Linked DNA regions of Mus musculus: all the other regions are linked to region 3. The links are chromatin loops, found by intact Hi-C in ENCODE. Cell type or tissue: left cerebral cortex. All regions are shown on one strand. Links, peaks and the distances in the headings refer to the core of each region. The heading gives the core; the rest is flanking DNA. Region 1 has its middle 110 kb from the start of 4930559C10Rik. Region 2 overlaps Gm40548 (a long non-coding RNA gene). Region 3 has its middle 300 kb from the start of Gm40548. Region 4 has its middle 29 kb from the start of Sel1l.

What was found. Peaks named below come from ENCODE experiments on the same cell type or tissue, not always from the same donor. Only the 100,000 strongest peaks of a DNase experiment are listed, where the experiment ranks them.
Region 1: a loop joins it to region 3, with 2.8 times the contacts of the local background. A loop is called at or near these places in 2 of 42 quality-filtered maps.
Region 2: a loop joins it to region 3, with 5 times the contacts of the local background. A loop is called at or near these places in 6 of 42 quality-filtered maps.
Region 4: it touches region 3 in a loop (9-fold over the local background); 3 of 42 quality-filtered maps call a loop at or near these places.

The regions. Positions count from the first base shown.
Region 1 is chr12:93,547,335-93,553,715 of GRCm38, reverse strand. No RefSeq gene overlaps it. Among named protein-coding and RNA genes, the nearest start is that of 4930559C10Rik, 110 kb to the right of the region's middle. In left cerebral cortex, for the core only: a CTCF peak has its summit at 3,658; DNase peaks (open chromatin) are centred at 1,173 and 3,755.
Region 2 is chr12:92,009,890-92,016,270 of GRCm38, reverse strand. It overlaps Gm40548 (a long non-coding RNA gene), which reads right to left. Exons shown (of 4, transcript XR_872912.1): 2 at 4,380-4,679; 3 at 4,084-4,268; 4 at 2,629-3,682. Among named protein-coding and RNA genes, the nearest start is that of Gm40548, 11 kb to the right of the region's middle. In left cerebral cortex, for the core only: a CTCF peak has its summit at 2,844 (motif pointing left); DNase peaks (open chromatin) are centred at 2,836 and 4,242.
Region 3 is chr12:92,299,639-92,306,019 of GRCm38, reverse strand. No RefSeq gene overlaps it. Among named protein-coding and RNA genes, the nearest start is that of Gm40548, 300 kb to the right of the region's middle. In left cerebral cortex, for the core only: a CTCF peak has its summit at 2,659 (motif pointing left); DNase peaks (open chromatin) are centred at 2,656 and 2,882; H3K4me3 peaks cover 664 bases; H3K27ac peaks cover 580 bases.
Region 4 is chr12:91,874,468-91,880,848 of GRCm38, reverse strand. No RefSeq gene overlaps it. Among named protein-coding and RNA genes, the nearest start is that of Sel1l, 29 kb to the right of the region's middle. In left cerebral cortex, for the core only: a CTCF peak has its summit at 3,036 (motif pointing left); DNase peaks (open chromatin) are centred at 1,801, 2,191 and 2,999; H3K4me3 peaks cover 445 bases; H3K27ac peaks cover 1,790 bases.

The DNA of each region.
Region 1 (6,381 bases), core at 684-5,683, 1.2 Mb before region 3:
ATGATTCAATTGAGGTTTATTCTGGAAAATGACAAAGGAGAAAAGTGACCAAAAGTTGTATTGCTGATGGAGTTGCCCGAGGTTAGGAAAAGCCTCAGTTGCCAAGTATAGACACCATTGCATACGCCAGCGAGATTTTGCTGAAAGGACCCTGATATAGCTGTCTCTGGTGAGGCTATGCCAGTACCTAGCAAATACAGAAGTAGATGCTAATAGTCAGCTATTGGATGTATCACAGGGCCCCCAATTGAGGAGCTAGAGAAAGTACCTAAGGAGCTAAAGGGGTCTGCAACACTATAGGTGGAACAAAAATATGAACTAGCCAGTTCCCCCAGAGCTCGTGTCTCTAGCTGCATATGTAACAGAAGATGGCCTAGTCGGCCATCACTGGGAAGAGAGGCCCCTTGGTCTTGCAATCTTTATATGCCCCAGTACAGGGGAACACCAGGGTCATAAAGTGGGAGTGGGTGTGTAGGGGAGCAGGGCAGGGGGGAGGGTATAGGGACTCTCAGGATAGCATTTGAAACATAAATGAAGAAAGTAATAAAAAATTGGGGAAAAAAAAGAATAGGAATAGGCCAATGTAGTATCTGACAAGTTCTCCACTATCATGTTTCATCTTCCCCTCTGGAGCTCTCAGACATTGATCATGGAATTATGTTATGGCTACACACACATCCTCTTCATCATCACTGCCTTTCTCTTGGTTTTGCTCATCTCTGATAATGACTTTCTGTAGTTATCACAATACAACCTTTGATTAGTCTTGAATATATATGCCCTCAGTCAACATTATCTATTCACTTATATTTCTCTCTATCACCAAGAATTCATAAATATTTTGTCATATAGTCATAGGTGAGATGTGTCAATGTGTCATATGACAAACTGAGTTCAGTCCCTGGAACATACATGATGGAACAGATTACTTACTCCCACATATTGTCCAATGACTTTACAAGTATACCTTGATGTGTGAAAGTCCAAACACACACATGGAATGTGTGTGTGTGTGTGTGTGTGTGTGTGTGTGTGTGTTTGTAGGTTTTTTGGTGATATTTTTTGTCCTATTTCACCATTTGCTGAAGTAAAATCAAATACATCCGTGAAATTTAGTTCAAGGCAACAAACACATTTGAGTCTGTGGGTGTTTAGAAATGTGCTATACCTCAGCTTCTGATTCTGAACTAAATCTGTTAACTGTATAAGCCTTAAACATACTATGTGAGAAGCACGTTATTCTTATTGAGAGATAAAGTTATCCAACTTCTAAGTACAAGAAATATGATGTGAAGGCTGTAAACCTCAAGCCCAATCTCTGAGAGTACATGTTCTTCAGTACACGTTGTTCAGGGCAGTAAGTTCAAAACTGAAATCCCTAAAGTTTAATTCTTTGTGCTCTGTCTCTATCTCTGTCTCTCTCTGTCTCTCTCTGTCTCTCTGTCTCTGTCTCTCTGTCTCTGTCTCTCTGTCTCTCTCTCTCTGTCTCTCTCTCTCTCTCTTTCCCCTTCAATGTATGTGTTGAGGTGACATTTACTTTTCAGTTGATTCAGAATCTCTATAGATGCACAAGGCATCTACTAGGATATTTCTAGAAAAGTTTGACCAAGAAGAAAAGACCTCCATAAGAAGTGGGAAACAGTAGCCCACTGGGTGAGGTCTTAGACTCACCTGAAAGGACCAAAGTAATTTGAATACACCCATTCACTGCTCTAAGGTTCCTTTCTAGCAAGACACACTATGACCAGGGGCTTTATGTTCATGCCGCTAAAGCTAGATCTCTTGTGATGAACTTGGCCCATCATGATGAAATATACCCTTAACCTGTAAGGCAAAAATACACTGCCTTCTTTACCATACTTTCTCAAGTATTTCTTTTTCATAGCAACAAGAAAAGTGAAATCCAACATGTACATACATTCATATATATGCATTTATAAATATATACTCATTTTAAAATTATTTTATTTGCTTTTTAAAAAGAGTTGCACCAAAGATAGCTGAAGGAAAAAAAATTATCTACCACTTAAACATTGAATAGGAATCGAACCTTTACACCTTGTTTCACTAATTGCCAGGTATTTGACATTTGCAAAGCCATTTATACTGTTGTTATTGTAGAGACATGTCTACCACATACTTCTTTTTTATATTTTAATGACATTCTTGTTTGTTTGTTTATTTTTAGTAAAAAGCATTTTTTCCTTTTTTATTTTTTATTTTTCTATTCTATTTTTATTAGGTATTTTCTTCACTTACATTTCCAATGCTTTCCCAAAAGTCCCTCATAACTGCCCCCCCACCCCCCTACCCACCCACTCCCACTTCTTGGCCTTGACATTCCCTTGTACTGAGGCATATAAAGTTTGCAAGACCAATGGGCCTCTCTTTCCAATGATGACCGACTAGGCCATCTTCTGATACATATGCAGCTAGAGACACATACTTCTAAGTTTTAAAATGTTCAGTGAGCTGAGGCACACATGAAGAGCTTTAATTGCCTTTTAGAAAACTTCTGTGGAAGGGGTGAAGAGATGAACAATAGCGATAACCACCTTTTCCAGAGTTATCCAAGGATACTGAACTGAAACACAACCTGTTATGCGTTTGTTTCTTCTTCTGCTGAGTCTGAAATCCAACTTTTGTCTATGGGATTTTTATGAATCAAAATGAAAAGCAGAAAGAACAACTTGGCAATATGGTCTTTCTAAAGAGCAGTGTATTTGATACCATGACCTCACGTTGCTACTGGATATTGTAAAATCTGTTTGATCATACCATCCAGGGCTCGTGGCCTGAAACCAGAGGCAGCAACTACTAAATGAGCACAAAGTAACAGAAATTATATGTTTTAATTACACCTTTTTTCACCCCTGAGAGTTTGAAATCAGATAATTCATCTCTAAGGCAGTTCTGTTTATAATCTAGATCAGATATCTCATATCACCACAAGAAGTGAACACATATTCGGCTTCTGATATTCTGTCTATAAATGTAGTTTTAGGCTTTGCTTGGAGTGTGGGATTAATAATCTAGGACATGCCAGATTCCTCTCCACTCAATTGTTCTTTCTCTCTTGGAAATCTGATCAAGTGACCTGAGATTTGTATTTTATCTCAGCTCAGTTAATGGGAGTATTCTGTGCCCAATAAGAGAACAAATAACACAGTCTTTGAGAAGTTCCTCAAAGAAAAACCTACAAGCCTTCTCTTAAATTAATATGAATTCATTATATTTTTCTTTTCCATTTCAAACAAGAATCAAACAAGATAGGAATCTTTCTCTTCATCGTGTAAGCTATTTTCATTAAAATGTAAAGGAATACTTATTCATCCAAGCTTGCTAATGGATCCACATTATTTCTGGTTTTTTGCCTGAAGGAATCACAGCAAAGGAAAGAATTTGGCTTCTATTTGTTTTCTCCACTCATGCCAAAAAAAAAAAAAAAAAAAAAAAAAAAGAATTAAATTCTTTTCTCTATACGTATCAAGGTTCTAAGAAATTCAGATATATTAAGAATCAAGTACGTACAAACTGAGTGCTTTCCAAACAAATGCATGCTGTTTATCTCAAATTAATATATGCTTTCTTCTATGAAAGTATCAGAAAATTTGATGAATACCTGACACAGGGAAAAGATCATAGCTACACTGCCCTCTAGCGTAACAATTTAGGTATAGCAATACAAATGCACAATATTTGCAATGTTATTTTTATATTCCACACATTCGTGTGTGTGTGTGTGTGTGTGTGTGTGTTTCTGTATCACAAGGAAGGTGTATGCTACATACTATGATTTTGAATTATTTGAAATACAAAGATGTCAAGACCATTGATTTTTCTGATGCCAAAAGCATATAGAGCCAAGGACTTTCTAGCTATCCGCCTGTGCCCATGCGAACAATGGGAAAATGTGAGGCAAGCTACTTTAGCTTTCAGTACTGTAAGTATTAGAATTTGAATGTCCCAATCACATTGTCATTCCTGCTGGCTCTTCTCATATAAGCATATGCAGCTCACTTGGGAGAAGAAAGGTGATTCAGCAGAGCATATTTCACATTATCATGTCCATGAAAAGCTTAGTTCAGTTTTCTTCTTCCAAATACATCACAGAAGGTATATTTGATAACATTTTGTATGTAGAGGGTGAATACGTAACAATGCATATGGAACATGGGGTATGGAAAGCATGAATCTTGGCACTAGAACTTATTTTTTTTCTCTTGCACATGAAATGATATTGTAAATACATAAACATGAAAAAGGCTTACATCGCATCTGTCTTTAATGCTTGAAGGTCATCCTACATTTATAGATTCCATATACGCGATCAGTTGACTGGAGGATATCTCTGTATAACTGGTTTCATTCCTTAGATTCGGGGGTAGACTCTGATGCCACTCCTGACTCAAGATGCTTTCCCAATGAACAGGAGGAGAGTAGGAAAAGGTTTTCAAGTTTCAGCATCCTGCACTCAGGATCCCTGTCCTACGGTTGATATTTCTGGTGTGTGACCATATTTACCTATGCTTCTTATCCAGGTTCTTATATTCAGATTATGAAAATACCTACACTACAGAGCTGTGGAAGAGTAAGAGAGCTAACACATATTTCAGAAGTCATTTGACAGTATAGTAGTAAGCAACATGTAGGCAAATGTCTTCAGAAAAGGAGACTTTTTGCTATGTAAGCACTTCAAAGCATGAAGAGAGAATAGTTATGTCTGGTGATAAGGACTCAAAACTGTCAATAAAATAGAAAGAACAAGAGGCGCTATAGAAACTGAAGTCACCTGTGGGACTACATTATCATCATTCAAATGCTTACAGTCGCTGTGACTCTCAACAGCAAGAATGGGATAGCAGCAGAATGTCACATATAAGGCCCATAATGAGTAGAAAAAGTCCTTGGGGAAAGGCCAGACAATATTATGGATAGCAAGATAGTCCCACTGATGAGGACATTTGAAGGGATCTTTTAAATACACGTGGGAGTTTTTCTTAGAATAAGCAAACACAGGGACAGAAACTTCTCTTTTGTGTTATCCACTGTAGCCAAAGGAAATCAAGCACCAAAATTTATCAGAGCACTAATGCTAGAAGACCACTTTATAGGCCAAAGTGTTATAGCTCTCAGTACTGACTCCAACTGTTGTTGTTTAGCCATGAGACATGATGGGAGAGAACTTTAATGCTAAGGATATTGATTTCAGTAAAACAATGGGAGATATTTAATTTTCTCCTAATTAAAAATGTATTGTATTATTTTAAAATTTGTTTTATTAGTTTCCTACAAACTACATGGAGACTGTGTCCATAATTACACCAAGTAACATATAGTATATATTATAAATATATAATTGAATATGGATATGCATTATATATATGATAGGGATTGGCAATTAAGCTATGTATGACAGTCTACTGAATTTGGAACTAACATCAACATGATTTTCCCATCTAAAATTGTATAAGATAGCCAAGTCTCTTGGCTGTAAAGCAAGGAAAATAAAAAGTTTCACTCACTTAAGTATTTCAAAAGAACTTTAAGAACTACTGAGCATCTATATATAATTGGTTTAGTTCCAACAAATTCAAATTTTTCAAGTAGATAAGGAAAAATGTGTGCATTTCCATACACACAGGAAACAATCATGCATCATACAAGTACATACAACTATAGGATTACATGTACTTACATAGACACACACACTCAGATATAACACATATAGATGCATAGCTCTTCTGTGGGAGTATCAGGCCAAAGTTTGCAGTGCATTGTTTTTTTTTTTTTAATTTACCTTAGTATTTTGAACTTTTATTTCATTTAATTAAAGCAGGTATTTCTTATCCACCTTTGGAATAATCTAAGTGTGAGGTTTGTTTTCTATCTTTTATCCCATTTCTAAAATAAGCCTTAACAGAGATCATTTAAAATGTCATTTCTATAGACACATGTGGTATTTTTCTTTTCCATTTTAGACTTGAGAACCATGAATTCTTTTGCCAGGTGTCCTCTAAAATGCCCTACCCTGTGTCTGGCTGAACCTGATGACTTAATAAGAGGAAGAGGTCAAAATTCAAGCTTCTGAGGATTTTAAAAGCACTTTCTTTTAAAGTTAAAAGATAAATTATTCCCAACCGAAGTTACTATTGCTTATAGCATAATTTTAAAATGCCAGCTGTGGGAATGGATGATGTAGAAAGTACGTTTATGGAGATAGCTCAACCTAGAGGTCCAGCTGTCTCACTCCATCTTCCCTGTTGGTTTCTTCTGGATGACTTAATTGTCAAAGACAAAGGCATGATCTGCCAACTGCAATTTGTTCTTGTACTTGAAATTTTCACCTAAGAGGATACTCTGCTATGCCCAGGACTCTAG
Region 2 (6,381 bases), core at 656-5,655, 290 kb after region 3:
ATCGTAGTAAACAAGAGTGAGCACCACAAGCTCTCAACCACCAGATATCCTATCAGGAAGATGGAGGCTCATGAGACATATCATGAGGTGCACACCTCCCCAGGGACCCACAACTAGCTAACCATTTCTAGAGATGAAAGATTTGTCTTCAGTGGTATAGCTGTCCCTAATTTGCCCATAAACCTATCAATAATCCCAGCTGAACTCATTGGCTCATAAAGCTAGACTTTGATGGATCATTCCTTTATCCCCTCTTTGGAGCAAGTAGACATTTACTCACTGCACCCCAGGAAAAGCCATGGAAAAGAAAGCCATTCTCCTTGTGCCCTAGGCCCACATTCTTGGTCTTCAGGCTGCTTATCCTCCTGCCCCATTCTTCATCCATTTCCCAGTCACCTGCCTGTGCCACTAATAGCTTTCATTACATATACATTCCTATATGTTGGCTTAGTCGGTGCCCATTTCTGCCATCAGATCCACAACACCACGGACTGTGAGTTTTATATGAGAGGCTTTGATAGTACCAGTAACAGAGTTCCAGGCCCATGGTGGGTTCTCAGTCGGTATGCATTGAATAATACAAGCAGTGGGAAAGTGGATACAAAAGGCTCAATACCTGTATGCTACTGCCAAGTAGTTCTCTCTCTCCTCCAGGTCTGCTAAGAAGAGGCAGCAGGCATACATAATTAGCATAGTCCTGTACTCTTAGAACTTGACTATGTACTTGACTTAGTACTTGAGCTACACAGCAGGAAAGGGGAAAAAAAGGAACTAGAGAGACAGCTTGGCAGTCAAAAACTTTACTAGTCTTGCAGAAGACCCTGGTTTGGTTCCCAGAGCCCACATGATGCCTCGTAGCTGTCTGTAACTCCAGACCCAGGGTATCTACCATTTTTATTCTGACCTCTGCAGGCACTACTTACTGAACGTGGTGGATACACATACATGTATGCAAACACTCATACATATATACATATATATATACATATATATATATATATATATATACACAAAATTGTTTTCTTAAATTTTAATACAAAGCATCAAGTCTAATGATCTACATATATGAAAAATCATATTGAAACCCATTGTTTTGTCTGCTACATTTTTAGAAACTGAATATCAATAAGAGGATAAGTAGAGGCGAGGCAGGAGACTTAAAATGTACGTAATAATGACTGTTTAGTTGTATGACATTTTTCCATAGAATTTGTGATCTCTTTTCCAAGGCAGCAATGAAGCCACACCATGGTCCTCAGCATTTAGCCCCCATCTCTCGTTCCCCACACGATCTGAGAGAACTCTTTGTTTTCAGATCTCAGGCGGTGATGTCTCTGCTGTGCCTCTGATGCAAGTCTTCCCCTGCTGCCTGGGTCCTCATTGTTCCCTTATCATCAGAGTACCCAGTGCCGGGGAGCATTCAGAGTTCATCACCCTTTGCCAAGAAGACAAGGCTAAAAATTGCTCAAAAGCCAGACTTTGCATGTCATTATTTTTACCCAACAATGGGTAAAAATAATGTTTTTTAAATCTATTACCCTCCCCATCCCACCTCCCGCCAATGGAGAGAGAGACTGTGTCTTCTCTGCCCTGTGCCCCTGCTACCTAATGAAATGTCCTAATTCACTGGTGACACCTCGGTCTCTACAGTTTAACTCCTTCAGTCCCATTTGCCCAGGTGACATCTCTCAAGTACTTTAAGGAAAGGTTCTATTCTAGCTTGCACTACAGTTGCCTTGACAAGCGTGAGTAAACTGCAAACTTCTTCCAAAAACAAAACAAAAAAACAAACAAACAAAAAAAAAAACCAGGGAAGTAGAATTCTTCTCGTGACTCAGTCTGCTTCAAGAGCAATATGGAGAATAAAAGAAAAAGTAGTGATAACTTTTTTTCTAATCCTAATGCCCTTAAGCACAGGCGCCTGATCACTGAGTGCGATGCGTTACTTGAGCCACCTACAGACCTCCCATCCATCCTCGGGGCCCTGCTTAGCCCCTGATGGTTTCTCACTGCAGAGTCCACTGGAGAGAAATGTTCCTATTCTTATGGCGGCCCCCTTCCCTATACACAGCTCCTCTCCTCCACTGTGGGAAGCTAAGGACCAGCCTAAGTCCAGCCCCTGCACTAGGCCATTTCCTGTTGTTTCAGGTGGTCTGAGGGCTCCTCCTTTAGGGGGTATCCACATGTCCAAAGTGACATGCGACGGAGGAGACTCTGAAGTTACAAGAGCCCAGTGTTCACCACACTAGGTTTTCTGGACACAGAAGGAGCTCATACACGGTAACCTAAAACAACATTTTTCTCCCCCTTTTTCGGGAATAATTGCTTTCTATTTTAACCCTATAAATGCATGGCTTACTCGGCCTCCTTCCTTTATCTTGATGGCCAGTTATAACTCATTGGTAAATTTAAGTTCTAACGTACATGCAAGAAAATGTGGTGTTCCGTGGAAAGACATGCAAGTGAATAAAAGGTTGGGGTTGGATGGATCTCCAGACCAAAATTTCAGGGCTGATTCTGGCAATCATTTTCTGAGCTAGTTGGGTGAGTCTCTCACAGCTTTGATTTTGATTATTCCCACCCAAAATACAGACAAATAAATAAATAAACAAAGGACCAAACTTTTCATCTCCCATTTCAGGTATATTGTAAGTAGTAATAATAACAATACTGAGAAAACATCACAAAACTTAGAATGTAAACAGTGCCTTCTAAGGATGAATGATTGGTCCTTTGTCATAGACGTTGTGGTCGTCATCATCACCATCATCTTCATCCCCATCATCATTCTCTTGACGCCACTTAGCACGTTAACTTTTTGTGTGTTGTACTACTGCCACCTACCGGCAGAATGCGTGAATAGGACGCAGTCTTTAAACATTAGGGTTTACATTTGCTTCGATGAGTGTCCACTTGGACTGAAGTGAAAAATGTGCACACACAAAAAAAAAAAAACCAGAAATGATCACACTTGTTATACTTGGCAAGGAGGATTCAGCCCCAACCTTGAATAAATGGGGCAGAAACTGAGCCCAAGGTCTAGATGAAGAGAAATTCAGCCAGGTGGTCTCATCCATTTTTTATTAGTCCAAATGTGTTTTGCATGTAGCAAGCTATGCTCCTATTAACTTGCAGGCCTAAAATGGAAACATTTAGGGCAAACTGTGGACTGACTGTCAGAATTGGAGAAAGTGTGACATTTTGATATACCCAAGACAGAAAACTGGCTCTGCTGGCACCGGAAGCTGTCAGCAGCAACTGGTCAGCGGAACTGGGCAGAGGACATGGCTGGCCTCTGCTGGCACCGGAAGCTGTCAGCAGCAACTGGTCAGTGGAATCAGATAGAGGACATGGCTGGCCAATCTTCTGAGTTCCCAACTCTGCCCTCACTCCCAGAGGATCTGCGATGTTTCCTCGACAACTTGACAAAGAGACAAATGCCCTTCCTCTTCTTTCAGGTCATTGTCAGAAACTTCTAGTTAGGGGCAAGAGAAACGAGCCGTTTGTACATTTCCTTTCCATGATGAATTTCTTCTGGAAGCATGCCAAAATTCTTATAGAAATCAGGAAGACTGATTGACCTACATTCAGGAAATGAAGTGATGGTTTCATTTAGGGCCATAAGCGAAACCTTCCCATATCGATATGAATGTCTGTCTACAGAAAGTCAGTGGAGCACCAACTACAAGAACAACGGGGCAGAAATGTTTCTGTCAAGACCGCTGAACTCAGGTTTCCCTTCAAAAGCAAGGAAAACTCAAGCCAGCCCACTGAAATACTCCTTTGTCACACTGTAACTTGGGACTTGATAATGATGGCGGGCGAGCATGGAGTGTGTATGGATTTATGAGCCTTTGGAGTAAGAACTTGATATATTTTAATATACATTAAGCTATGAATAAATTTTCAATATGATGGAAGGTCTTAGGAAAATGAGAACTTATACCTAAGGAAAACTAGAAGGTAGAAATATAAACTGGAAACATCTCTTTGGAAGACTGTTACACTCACCACTATACCACCAACACCACCCAGAACAATCTATTGGAATTCATAACTTTCAATCGCATTCCCCAGCTTTACCTCTGACCCAAAAAGGGCAACTTCAAATTTTCCCAACATTCAGTTGTTATCCTGGGCAACCATTCAGACGGTAGTTATTATGCCGGGAATCCATACTGCTCTCCCATTGGCTCATATGTTGAATGCCTGATCCACAGCTTGTCTGGCGCTTTTCTGGAAACTGTGCACACTGTAGCAGATGGAGCCTGGATAGTAGAAGAAAGTCAGTAGGCGTGAACCTATGAAGGTGATACCTGCTTTCCACCGACTTTGTCCATTTCCCAGTCTGCTGTAATGAAAAAGCCAACTTCACATACTCCTGTCAGCATGGATCAAGATGTTGTCAACTGTCATGCCTGCACAATCATGGATGGACTGAGACCTGAAATCATGAAACAAAATAAGTAAATACTTCCTTCTGTTCTCCATTAACTTATTCATTTCTTTACATCCCAGTAGTGCCTCTCCTCCCAGTTCCACCCTCACAAATCCCTCCTCCCATTATGCCTGCTTCTTCTCAGAGAAGAATTCCCCCCTTAGGTACCCACCTGCCCTGGAACATCAAGTTTCAGTAGGACTAAGTGCATCCTGTCCAGCTGATACCCAACCAGGCATTCCTGCTAGGAGAAGAGGCCCAGTGGCAGGCAACAGAGTCAGAGACAGTCCCCACTCCAATTGTTAGAGGACCCACATGAAAACCAAGCTGAACATGTGCTACAAATGTGTAGCTCCAGCCTTTACATGCCCTTTGGTTGGTGGTTCAGTCCCTGTGAGCCCCTATAGGACCAGGTTAGTTGACTCTATAGGTTTTCTGAAGGTGTCTTTAACCTCTCCAGCTCAGTCCTATCCCCTACTCTTCCACACCACTCCCTGAGCTCTGCCTAATGTTTGGCTGTGGGTCTCTACATATGTTTCCATCCAGTGCTGGATGAAGCCTCTTGGGAGACAATTAAACCCTTCTTTCTTAAGTTTTTCTGTCTGGTATTCCATCACAGCCATGCCCAGGCCTTCCAGATTGGTGAGTTTAGAAGGACATTGATTTCCAGCTGAGTCTGATTAGGTTATCACAAGTTTAAGATGGAAACAAAGTAGTGTGTATGGTGTAGCTTAACTATACCTCAAAAAAATATTCTGGAAAGGATCTATTGTTAATGTAAGAATAAGAATAGAAACAAGAATTATAATAGTGTCAAAATTATCAATAAGAATAAACATGAGGGTGAGTCTTCCACGAGGCATGAAAAAAGACATTTTAATTCATGCTCCTTGTATTATGGTAATAAGTTTTATTCCAACTATAATACCTTATTTACCATTGAGCTATTTTGTGTTTCTTCTGCCTATACCTGATCATATTTAAAGCATTGTTGAAAACTTCTAGAGATATTTTTTCATAATGAAATCACAAAGGAGTTTTAAGGGTCTTGTTGGAGTCTGCACTGTCCAGGTACTTGGAGAAATTCATTTTATTAAATGCATATGCTTTTTATCATGATCTACTAATAAGCAAATACTTAGAATGATGGTTATTCTTTGCATCTCAAAGCCACTGATAGGTTCCTAACATCATAATGTTGATATTAAGCAAATATCAGGTAGTTCATTTAAAAAGCCTTCCTACATAGATAACCTTAAGGTGCTAGAAACCCTTTTGTAGTTATGCAGTAGCCCTACTATAAGAAGGTCTTTAAGCATTTGGCAGCCCCTCTCAGTAGGAATGGTGGACCCTACCTGGCCCAGGTAGGTGAGGATGCTGTCTTCATTTCTGCTCTCCAACTACAGAAAGTCTCTGCTCTATTATTTCTGTCTGAGTCTCATTGTTTCTACAATGAGTCCTGTGTTTCTAGCTGTATCTGCTTCATTTTCCCTAATCTCATTAAACTGTCGATGACTCCCATTATGCTGTTCCTTGCAAAGGTCTGGCAATCCCTGTCTTCACTGATGCTGCACATGAACTGGGGTTTGAGGTGCCAATGTGTTCTTTGACTACTTGCCCATATTCAAACCACTTTAAGTAGGACAAACATAAAACTAGATCTACATTTAAGTGTGATCGTGTAAGGATAAAACTTTAGTGATATTAAGTCTTAAGTCTTCAGACTCTTTTATGAATAGAAACTGAGACAGAGAGCCAATTAAAAAAAAAAAACTAACTACATATTTAAAACATGTAACAACAAGCCACAGAAACACCAAGTAAATGACTGTATAAAACGGCTAACCAACTGATAGAAGCTAATTGGATGTTTCATAGATATTTTTACCCAAGAGTGATAGAAGTCTTGATAAAACTAAAATTAAAACTTTCTTCTCTTTATA
Region 3 (6,381 bases), core at 463-5,462:
GTGTCCCATGGATGTGCTTCAAGCTTAAGGCCAAGATAAAGATGAAGGAAGTATTCCCCTTTCCAGGGGAGCATATTTTTAGAGACTTTTTCTGAATTTCAGAAATTTTGTTGTTGTTCACATTAAAATATATTAAGTTGAATATCTAATACCAACCTGACTTTCAACCATTGGCAAAAGCTACAGATTTCTTGCAGACACAGAAGCAAGGACTACATGGTAATAATTGTAGTAGCTAACCTATGCCATGCTATGCCTTCTATGCAAGAACACATGGTAATTGTTCCATCTAAAGCTAAATTATGTGTTTATGTATATATGAATACACACACACACACACATACACACACATATATACATATATTTCTCTCATCATTTCCATTTCCATTTACAATGACGAGACTCTTGCAGGCGGCTGAACTGGCTAGATATCAAACAACATTTAGCTCCAAGTTGGCTTCATTACCCTTTATGTTCAGATCCTATGCAATTTTCTGTGTATTCCCTACGTGCATCAGACGAGGACAGCCTTTCTTAACTTCAAGGTCTTTGTTTTACAAAAGCATTCTGTGTCCTCCTCTGCAAGATATCACATATTGCGTTTCCTATAAACATTCACTGGTGGGTAAGCAAAGATGAGCTTTCTTTAAACAAGAAAGACCACAACTACCCTTGACTAGGCACTGCCAATTGCGGGCCGAGGGTAGCAAGGGAGACTGCAGATTACTCACTCACCTTCATAGTTATATATTTGCTTATTTTAGAAGCTATAAGAGCAGAGTAGCAGGAGTGGTGGAGGACTCACAGAACTCTGATATCTCATCCCCATCTGCCGAGTTAGCTAGCCCTTAGCTAAGTGTCTCCATTTCATCTTCTGCAAAATGGGCCTGAGCACTCTGACTCCCGTAGGTTATAACCATATAGCACAGCCACGTTCATGACCCTCTATGGCCACAAACGCAGAGCCTCAAATGCTCAGAGCATTCCAAAGCAGTTAACCTACGTTGCCAGACTGTCCATGTGAAGAAGAATTATTTTCTAATGTAGGATTTCATTTCAAACACATAACAAACATTTTTAAATATACATAAAACAAGTCAATACAGAATGGAATTGGCTCTCAAAGATCATCAATTCTGTTTTCAAGTCCCGGATAATTTCTTTTTAAGATTAGTTAAACATGGGCTTCATACATGACAAGTAAGCACTTCTCTATCGAGATCTAGTCCTAGTACCTTTTATACTTTCTATTGTGAAGCCGGGCCTCATGAACTTACATAGACCGCCCTTGAGCTTACTGTGTAATCCATTCTGGCTTTAAACTTGCCCTCTTCCTGCCTTGGCCTCTTGCATATCTGTGATTGCAGGCCTATGCCACCAGGCCCTGATCAATCTTGGCTATTCTTCTTTAGATCAAGCATAGATAATGGTGATGACATCCTTTCAGAAACTGTGTTTTGATTTTTTTTCTCCTCTCTAACAATATCATTTTTCTTCTTTTTTTTTTCTTTTTGTCTCATTGATGCATAATGAACTCCTGACAGAGATGAATAATGCAGTGGCGTTTAATAGTCATAAAAGAAACACTACTCCCTGTGAGCCAATCTCTCATCCTTTAGATCATTTTCTTCTCAGTATCTTGCAGCTTTCTCCTTTTCCAGGATGGATGTCTGTCTGTCTATGGTTGAGTAAGGAGGAACTCACGAATAGACTCTCAGACCCAGAAAACTAGAAGGAATCTTAGCCATTGTGTTCTCATGTGTGGTCTAAAGCCACAGTGAACTTTTGTTCAGTACCAAGCTGACAGTTTCACTGGATCCATTATCTCTTGTATATAACTCTCACAACAGCCCTGTAAAATACTTTCATCTCTATTTAAGATGCACTGAAACAAACACTCTGAGATGCGTTTTGCTTTTCAACATGGCACACATACTGAAGAAGCCTCGCATTCAGATTTCAGAACCAATTCAGTTGAAGTACAAAGCACAGTGGCCCAGATAAATGAGCCAGCAATATGTGAAGATCAAATAAATACTAACAGAAAAACGTTAGATGTCAAGGGTGATGGTCTTTGTGAAAAAGATTCTCATGTAAAGTAAAAGCATCTCTTGTTGTATTTGGGTTTTTGACACAATTGTGTTTCATTACTGACACAGGAAGGTGGAAAGAAATGTTACCCACATGTCCTTAAAGAAGAATTCACCCGAAGTTGGGTTTTGTTCTTTTCGATAGTGGGGAAGGATAAGAGAGAGACAAGATTCTGATAAATAATTTATGAAGAAGAATGCTTCACTGATCAGATTTGGTGATGAAAAAAATTTCTTTGAAAACCCATGAGTAACATTCTTAATGGAAATTATCTGCACTTCTCCTGGGTCGGCATTTTTTTTTCCTGCTATTAGTTTGATTTCGGCTTGACAGTCTCCTTCCTGCACAAATGTAGCAACAAACACAACGGAAAAGCCTTTCTACATGATTATTTTCTAAAGTAATAAGACAACGTGTGTGACCTGAAAAATCAGCCCCTCCCACGTGTCAGGTAAGGAGGTGGCTTGATGATACTTTAAAAGCCATCTTGTGCTTCCTCCTGCCACTCAGTCACTCCTTCTGGGGTCTAGGGCGGGCTTTTGCTGCCATCTACTGGTACGTCTTGCAAGACAATCGGACGCTTCTGAAAAGGAGAGAATTGGAAAAAATGGGGGAGGGGGCTTATTCTGTAAGAAAATCCAATTCCGGCAGAAATGAATTTCTACGCCGAGTCACAGAGCCTTAAGTATTTTGTGCTAGAGAATGTTTAATAGCGACCCTCTTGTGCAACCCATGGAAAGATTTTTTTTCTCTCTTTTTCATTCCCTGGACAAGTGTCTGAACTCATCTACATGCACATGTCATTCTCCAGAAGCTCAAACGGAGGAGGAATATCGTGGCGGTTTGATTACATAGATTGCTAAGATTACTCCTAACTCCTCTTGCTGCCTGAAATTTCTAGCAGACTTTTTAAAACCACTTTCCCCAAATGTAGAATATGAAACCATGACATTTCTTCATAGCATCATACAGCTATCCATAAACTCGCTGATATGCTGGCATGAAGATTAAATGCGGTATGTGCTTAGCATTTCTTGCAAACGCACATGAGCTTTTAATAAAGACCAGCTGTTCCCATCACATGACAATGACTAATAATTCCATAGTTGTGGCACTTAAGAACAAAACTACCCAGAATAATGACACTATGGCAATGAGCGACCCTTAAATATTATAAATTCAATGTTTGGTCCTCCAGGAAGGATGAACGTAAATGATAAAGAGTAAGTCAGGTATATAGGTCTACATATTTCAGCACTGGTTTTTATAGAAGAATAGTAGAAAAGACTCAGTTACAGCCCAATTGCCTTATCGCAAAATTCTGAAAGACAGAAAGTGAATACATAAGGGTCTGAATAAATTAATGCCTGTAAAGATACTAAAAGAATATGCTCAGATTTGCTCACACATAGTTGTTCTTTGATTTGAGCAGATGCAGGGAAAACTGAAGACTTCTTCCTGGAAGGAAGAGAACAGTAGAGAAAGAAGGAATATCGACTAGTAAGTTTCAGCATGTGACATATGTGAGCGTGCAAGGGCTTTAGGAGCTTCACAGCGCGCATACTACCACCACTCTTACAACAATTTGCAACAGTGGCCATGCTATATTTTTCAGTTCACTAGAAATGCATCTCAACACGTTTCCAGGAATCTGAGGATAAAAACAACACTTGTGCAAAGTGGTCAGTCAAGCGATCGCACAATTTTATTCCAAAATCCATAGCAAGTCTAACTCCTAAGGGTTCCCTTTAAATTAAAGACTATGGCACTGCTCAAAAGCACACCACTAGCAGGGGACTGGATACATCATGTCAGTCATTGAGGAGTGTGAACCAAGACCGAATAAAGGATAGTTTCTGGACATCGACTGCTAGAGTTCAAACCCCTGCTTTCAAACTCTTCCTTTATTCCCTTATCTACTTGTCTGGGAAGTAGAGACTAGAAAATATGCCAAAGGAGTTGTTTTAAGGAACAACTAAACTGGCCAGGTGCAGGTCATTTAAAACAAGGGTCCAATTTGTAGTGACCTTCAAGAGCGAGTTGTTATTATAGAAGCAGAGGATATTTGGAATAAGAGAGATTTACTTAAAAAGAGGGTGAAGGAGTAGAGGAGGTGATGTGGTGGGTAATAAAGCTAACTGCAAGCATGATGATGTAAGTGCATACCCCAGCCTACATCTAAAGGTCTAGACATGTTCAGGGACCCTCTGTTACAACAGCACTGAGACACGGAGATAGGAAAGAGCGAGGCTCACTGGCCACACACTAACCCCAAGTCCTGCAGAAACAAAGAGACACTCTGCCTCAAGGGAATAAGGCTCACAAGAGAAGGTCTCCTCGAGAAACTTCTGTCCAGTCGTGATTTCCCAGGTTCCTCCTTGCTTTTCAAACTATAATTCTTTTTCAAAGTGAAACTGACCTAATCCGTGATGTTTAAGAGAAAAGCAGAGCAGGGTTAGATGAAGCAGGAGTAGAAGTCCGAGTAGCTAAGATGTCTCCTAGAAGGTCTTGATGCACTGTAGATGAACAGAGGTAACCCAGTAAAGTCACAGTGCAATGAGAAAATCATTGATATTTTTCTTTTTACCTTTTATTTTTCCCATCATAAATGCTCCTTGGAATGAGTTTGACCCCAGCCAAAGCAACACAGTAGGGTTCATATATATATGAAAAAACAAATACCCCAGTGGGCACCTCACTTTGTCAGAAATTGGTTCTCAAGTCACAGGTGATAAAAAGAAGACTCAGTCCAGAAGATATTCGCAAGCACTAAGGGCATTGTTATGCCTGACCCTGTACCTCCCAGGTTAGGTTTAGTTACTGGCTGTTCATCCAGTAGATCCTCAAACCACCAGTGGGGAATGTCCCATGGCAGGTTATTGAGCACTGCAAGATGGCACATTGAAGCAAAGCCATCCAATTCTGCACAGGTGTTGTGGTAATTGGGACACATTCCACACGTCTTAGAGTTCAATGGTCCTCAGACCATAAAGTCCTAGCTATGTGGATGTAAATTGGGTCAAATAGCTATCCAATAATATATGCTGTAGATGGACAGCTTTGGTCCCTAATGTCCTGCCATGTGCAGACCTGTCTTTACAAGGTGGAAATCATTATCCTGCCACTCATTCCAAAGTTAATATTGGTGGTACTACTGGTGAACTGAAGCCAGCAGAATGGACATTACTTTGAAAATATCCAAGGAAGAATTCTTTCTGGAATTATTTCTGCATTCGGCAAATAGTACCTTTGCATTAGGACTTATGAGGTAGTAACTCGTTATGACCATAGTATAAAGTACTAAATGGTGTGCTGTGGCTCATTATTCCTTGACCTTCTAATGGTCAAAAAATGTTTTTATTATGTCTGTGAGGGTTCCATCCCTATTGTATACATTCATTTCTGTGGCCTTCTCAATGCGGAGACTATACAAAATTTGTAAAACACACCACAAGTTATATTTCTGTTTACATTTGGGTCCATTTTTTGTGTGCCTCATTACATCACTTCATACTAATGTGCTTCATAAATTTATTTCTAAATTTCATAAATCGGAATATTTGCCCATAAAATTCAAATATTTTAAACTGCCATTTTAAATAGAATATAGCAAGACTTTTGGAATATTTTACGTCATCACTAGAATGTTCTCCATACTATGAAAATGAAAATCTTCAAAAGATCACTATTTTCTCTAGAGAGAACACTTCGGTCCAATATTTTTCATTTTCTAATGAAAATTGTACATGAAATAATTAGAACTCTTTAAATCAAAATATGAGATAAAAATAAATTATAAATATTTAGCTAGAAAAAAATAAGCAGCCTCATAAGTAAGTTACCAGAAATATAAAGCATCTAAGCTCCATCTTGCCTAATATATGTAGATAGACATCCATAGACATAGAAGGTAAACACTAATTTTCATTTTTTTAAGATTTATTAATTTATTTATTCATTCATTTATTTTTATGTATATGAGTACACTGTAGCTGTACTGATGGTTGTGAGCCATTATGTGGTTGCTGGGAATTTGAATTCAGGACCTCTGCTTGCTCTGGTGGGCTCCGCTTGCTATGGTCTCACTCTGGTTTAAATATTTCTTTATTATATATAATCTAACTATATAATCTAAGTACACTGTAGTTGTCTTCAGACACCCCAGACGAGGACATCAGATCTCATTACAGATCTCATTACAGATGGTTGTGCGCTACCACGTGGTTACTGGGATTTGAACTCAGGACCTTCGAAAGAGCAGTCAGTGCTCTTAACCGCTGAGCCATCTCT
Region 4 (6,381 bases), core at 472-5,471, 430 kb after region 3:
AAGAGGTTTTGTGTGCTTGTAGTTCCCTCCGAGAAGTTCTTAGAACTGCAGCATCCCTTGAAGCTTTTGTTCTTTTCTCTATTAGGTTAGAAACACTTAACATATGGTCTGTCCTTTGAAACTCGCCGTACGTGGTGTGCACTACCTCCGGGTAATGCATTGTGACCCAGATCTCAAGATTAACCCCCTCCCATCACTGAAACCTTATGCTCCTAGGATAGCCACGCCCACTTCCCCTCTCCCTCCTGCCCCTGGTGGTTCTCTCTGTGTTCGCCACATCCACACACTTGACTATTTTTCATGCCTCGCGCGCATACTTGACGTCAGCATGTGCATCCTTCGGTGGATGGCTTATTTCCTCCAGATTAGTCTTTGCTGATGAACACAGCACAACATAATTCGTTGTTTGTCTATGTCATGTTTTCTTTACCCACTCACGGTGGGCGCTGGGGTTGTTTCCACAACTTGGCTGTTGTGACTAACCCTGCAGTGGCCTCTCTCCAGTTCTTTTGGGTAGATATCTAGAGTGGATTTGTGAGCTCATCTGGTAGTTCTAGATGTAACATTCTGAAGAACGCCCATATTTTCTCTAGCTTCCTCTGGAAGATGGAGAACTCTCAGCTTTTCCAGTGTCATGCCTACCTGGATGCTGCCATGTTCCTGCCTAGATGATAATCGACTGGACCTCTGAACCTGGAAGCCATCCCCAATTAAATGTTGTTCTTTATAAGAGTTGCCTTGGTCATGGTCTCTATTCACACCAGTAAAACCCAAACTAAGACACCTCACATATGCTGACAAGCCAGCAAGTGCTCTCCCACTGTGCTATGTCCCCAATGTGATATTTATATATGTTATGTATGGGGTATATATATGTATATACATATATGTGTGTACATACATATATATTATATCTTAGATAGATTTTAAATATATATATGAATATATATTTGAACAGGGTCTCAGTTAGTTCCCCTGGATAGATTTTAATTGAGAATCCTCCACCTTAACATCCAAAGCAGGCAATGATACCAGCCTACACCAGACTCTGCTGGCAGCCAATGTTTCTATGCTCAAATTTTCTTTGTCCTTTTATGGATATCAGTTTTTATTCCATTGCTTTAAATTTTGTGGGATTTTTGTTACATTTATTTAGGTTGTCTCAAATCTTTCCTCTAGGTTAATAAATAAATTTTAATCAATATTTTCATTTTGTTCTTTGCTGTTATCAAAAGAAGAGGAAGATGGAAGTTGTCTCTCGAGGCTCACCTTGAAACCACTCCAATTCATAAAAAAGATAAATCACGGGTGTTTTATTATAGGTGTGGCAGGGGAGCATGGCTACAATAGGAACTTTTATTGTTCTTGTGCTTGCTCTCCCCCTCCTCCTGCTCTTCCCTCATCCAGCCCGAAGCCCAGGCTGTTTTGTAGGGAAGCAGAGAGACACAGCAGGGAGAGCAGCAAACAGCCTGGAAAAGTCGTTCGGGATTTTGTTACTTCCAAAAGGTGAGGCATTTAGGTGCAATGGAGAGAATTTGAGGGGCAGGTTTTTACGGACAAATTGTGCACAAAAAGAGCGAGAATTCTGGGAAGCAGAGAGAGTGTGGAGCAAGGTTGCTGACCTAAGGATTCACTGGACTGACCCCAAGGAGGCCTCGCACCCCCAGGCAGCTGTTAGATATGTGAAAGCAAGAGTGATGTTCTTTTCTTGGGAAGCACCTAAGAGACCGTAAGACGCAAAGAGATGGTGGCTGCCTGGCGTTTCTGGGACAGAATGTTCGTAGGCATACATGACTCATAGATTTCGCTGAACTCCGGTATAAAGGAATGATTCATGAACCGCACCCACCCCCTCATCCAGGGCCAGGAGGCAGAGCAAGGGGCTAATGAGTTTCAAACTGTAAGAGAATGGCTTTCCCTTCTGCAAGCTAAATAAGCTGCAACCAGGGGCTAAACGAATAGCAGGCATCCCCAGAGATGCCTGTGCGGTCAGATAATGTCATGAATTTAAAGGACCTTCCTGGACACATACTGACACCCTTACATCACCCTGGCCCCACCACCATCTCCAGAACAAGAAGTGCACATCGATCCAGACGATTTTCTGCCTTTCTAGCACAGTAAAGGGGCAAAATTAAGTTAGCATGACTCGCGGGACGATAAAGCAAGCTATAACCTTGCTCATTTCTAGCCGAGATTCATAGTAAAAGAAAATTGCCTCTGACAGACTCCTTAAAGTTCTCAGTAACATACCTGTGTGTCGTAGCATGAAGGTTTAGAAGCCCAGATATAAGTGTTCCCCAGCGGGAGATATTAACAGAGCCCTGTCCGTCAACCACGGGGTAGGGCTGGGACTCTCCAGTGAAGGGACTTAAAGGGGTTGGAGGTCAGCGCGCCTCAAGCAAACATAAGCAGATCCTACTCTGTTGCCTGGAAACACTTCTGCTTTATTCTCTGCTGCTTTTCAGTTAGAAATCTGACAAAGCTCATACCTTACCGTTTTATCCTCTGCCTCCCTCAAACCTCCCATTTCTGTCTTCCTCTCCCTCCGCCTCTTTTTTCTAACACAGCATCCCAAGAACCTACAAAAGGAAGCCCATGCGCATCCTCTCCTTACCACCATGTTTCCTGCGGAGCTAAGCAAGGTTTAGAATTTAGATGAACTCACCCTCGCTACCGAGAGGCCTAAGTTTAACATCTTGGCCAACTCTACATGAAAGTCTCCGTGCCCAAAGACAGCCTCATGTTTTTAGATAACCTGGATTAATGTTTAAGACTGAAAACAATCAAATCCAGCTGAGTTCTCGTTTCGGTAATATTTTCAACATCTGGGATGGTGAATGTTTAATAGGTTGCTCCCATCGATACCCAGCTGAATGGAAGCCTGGAGGTTAGAATCTGCCATTTTTAAAATATTAGACTAAGCTGCTTAAGCCTCTAAATATGTTAAACTCATACTACCCAAGGAGAGCTGTGTTATGTTGAACACTGTGAGCCATCTGTGTAGAAAGTTAATTCAAACAGTGAGCTCATGCTGCCCCCTCGTGGCAATATGAGGTGTAGCATCATCTGAAGCGCTCTTTTTTTTTTTTTTTTTTTTTTTTTTTTTTTTTTTTTTTTTAAAAACCTGTGTAGGTCTTTACCAGTAATCATTAGAATTGATGGCAATAAAATAGGCAGCACTCTGGGTGTCTATAATATCTAAAAAATGTTTCTTACTCCACTTAACCATTATAGGTCATATTTGCGAAATTCTATTAATGTGTTATGGATGAAAGAACAGGAAGTTAGCTTGTTCATCTCCAAAGAGAGCAAGTGGAAGAGCTGACATTGAAGTCCAGGCACATCTCAAGCCCAAGCATGTACATCTCCCATTATAGCAAACTGTGATTTCCTCTAAGCTGTTTCTCTGGTGTCTCACCCACGGTGACTAGTCACTGCTGTCCTTTGAATCTGAAATGCCCCCTGAAGACCTATGTATCAAATAAAGGTTTGTGCTAGCCTGGGATGCTATTCATAAGTGGTAGAACTTTGAGAAGAGGGACATAGCTGTAGGAAGTTGGGGGACTGGAACCACATTCTTGAAAGATGGCTCCATTTGCCCTAGAAGGACATATTGAAACCTTAGCCCCTTCTCATCCCTTTCTTTGTTTCCCAACTGTCATGAGATAAAATGGTGTCCTCCAAAACCATGAAGCAAAAGAAACCTTTCTTACGTTTAAGTTGATTGTTTCAGGCGTTTTGCCACAGTGACGGCTGAATAGAGCCCTCGCTCAATAGCGCACACATCATGCTCACTCAGGAATAGCTTCTGACTTAGCCTACCGTCTTGCGCGCGCTGGACTGGTCAGCAGTCCGGCTGCAACAGGATCCTTCTGCACACGTTTATTGGGAGAGCTTGATTGCAGAGGCAAAGAGACCCCGAGTCCAGAACTGGTGCTGCTTATATAGGCCTAGGAGAGGCGTGTCTCACACCCGGATTGGTTATGCACTAAGCCTCATTTGCATGTTCCTCATCTGATTGGCTACTCTCTCTCTCTCTGTACCTCACAGAGCCTCATTATCATACCTCATTTGCATGTCTCACATCTGATTGGTTATACTCCCAAAGCCTCATTATCATGCCCGGGCCAGGCAGTGTCTTTGCAAAAAACTTTACAGCATATGTACACATTGGTTGTTTGTCCAAACTTATGCGTGGTGGCCAGCAGTAGCCAGTGCCACTCTGAAACGACACATGTGGCTTCCCACACTACTGCTTTCTTTAGCTTATTGTATAAAGGCTTCTGGCAAACCCTCTATCTGACAAGAAAGGCACACACTATGCAACAAGCATTTATCAGGAGCCCACTGTGTGCCCAAAAGTATTCAAGTCACAGTGAGGTCTGAACAGATGGGGGTCTCTTTCTAAAACCTCGAAGTCAGCTCTGCTGACTCTGTCCACCACTTCCCTGAGGGCCGAAACGGGATGACCACCCTCGGTCTCTCTGCTGTGTGGCATTTGGAAGACAGACCTCATTTATTAACATCCTAGCCTATTTAAATTACATGACAGTTGGAATATCATGGACTAGCTTTTCAAAGCAGGAAGGGAGAGTCTATGAGTTGTGTCTGTTAACTTTATTCATCAAAGCAGCCAGGTCAGAATTGTCCGCATTTGGAAATCTCTTTAACTGTCAAAGGACCCTGCTTCAAAGGTCAGGAGCCCATGGTAAAACCTGGGATGAAAGTGTAAAGACCCCAGAGCCACTGTGTGGCTCCTAGCATAATGAGCAGTCACATGTCCTGGAAACCTGAATGCAGAGTGGAAAAGCTAAGCAAAGTGAGAGGTGTTCTATTCATTTTCAGGATGAAAATATTTGAATATGTTACTGAGTCGACAGCAAGGAATCCAAGTTACTAACTTCCTGTTTGCTCAACACCAAGGAGCCAAATAATCACTGGGGCCCTTTGCAGCTCCGATAGGAGATACTCTGACAGGAAAACTGCTTCTCTGCTCTTTTCCTCTTCTGAGGTCAGACAATCAATTTGAAACAGGCCCTAGCTGGTTCTAAACCTTCAGTCTTCCTTCTGTGATTTCAAGTTTATATTTACTCCACAAAGACTGAATGAGGCTTTGGGCTGGACTTTTAAAGAAAGGAAAGTCTATGTCCCAGTTTCGTGTTCCCCCTCAGGCAGCTGCCCTCGAGGGATGTTCTCAGTCCTAGGGGAGCACTAATGCCTTTCTCTCTGAACTAAAAGAGGTCACAGTACAAATGCACACTGCTTTCCTGAGGCAGAAGAGTGGAGACGGGGTGGATTCAGCTGTGGGCCCAGTGTTGAGTTAAGCCCTACAGAGACTGTGAGAGGGAGCCTGGACAGAAGAGCCACCCCACAGCCACAGCTGATCCCCGCAGCGCCCTTGGAGTCTGACATCAAGGCTCTTCTCTTCAGAACGCTGCGGATGGGCAACAGCACAGTATTTTCCAAAACAACTATCAGCAAGTACGGCTGAAGGAAAGCCACTCCTCTGTGGCTTGTGGGTCCTCTGAGGCTTCTCTGAAGTTATCCCTTGTGGCTCTCCTGGGAGCTGAGGATTCCCTTAAGACCTATACATGAGGGCAAGTGAGTGGCGGGATGTGACAGTACACTCCGGACATCTGGCCTCTGGCATGTCACATATACTCCCAAGTCATGAGATTCCCTCATACTCCAGGCCTATCCAAGCAGTTTTGTGTTAAGGTGAACCTAGAAGTCCCACTGGCTGCAAGCAATCTTTAACACATACTGATTCCTCTTGTAAGGAAAAGAAGAAGGAGAAGGAGAAGGAGAAGGAGAGGGAGAGGGAGAGGGAGAGGGAGAGGGAGAGGGAGAGGGAGAGGGAGAAAGAAAGAAAGAAAGAAAGAAAGAAAGAAAGAAAGAAAGAAAGAAAGAAAGAAAGATCCAGCCTAAAATATTCCTTTTAAAGAAAATAGCCAAAGTGGACAGCCAGCCCGGTGTTCCCTTAGTATTCAAAATAAAACACACGAGAAGCTCCAAATCTGCAAATACTTTCTGACGACCACCCAACTTACTGCCCAGAACCTGTGGAGTTTGCTTGGCTATACCCTGCATGGGTAAAGGTCACTCCATCCCTGTGGCTCGGCTTCTAGATCTCCTAATCCAATCCCTTGTACAAAGGAATCTTAAGTAAAACTAGACAAATAAGTGAGGAACTGACTGGGTTCCCAGTGCAGACAGAGTGGTTTTCTCGGCACTGCCTGGTCCTCACAGATCTCCGTGTCAGTTTGCGTGCTGAAATGCCCTCTTTAAAAGTACCTCCTACCAGCTACACAGAGCCTTGGATTGAAGCCAGTCTTTCTTAGGGTTCAAACTCATGAAATACTCTTCGGCACAGCAGCC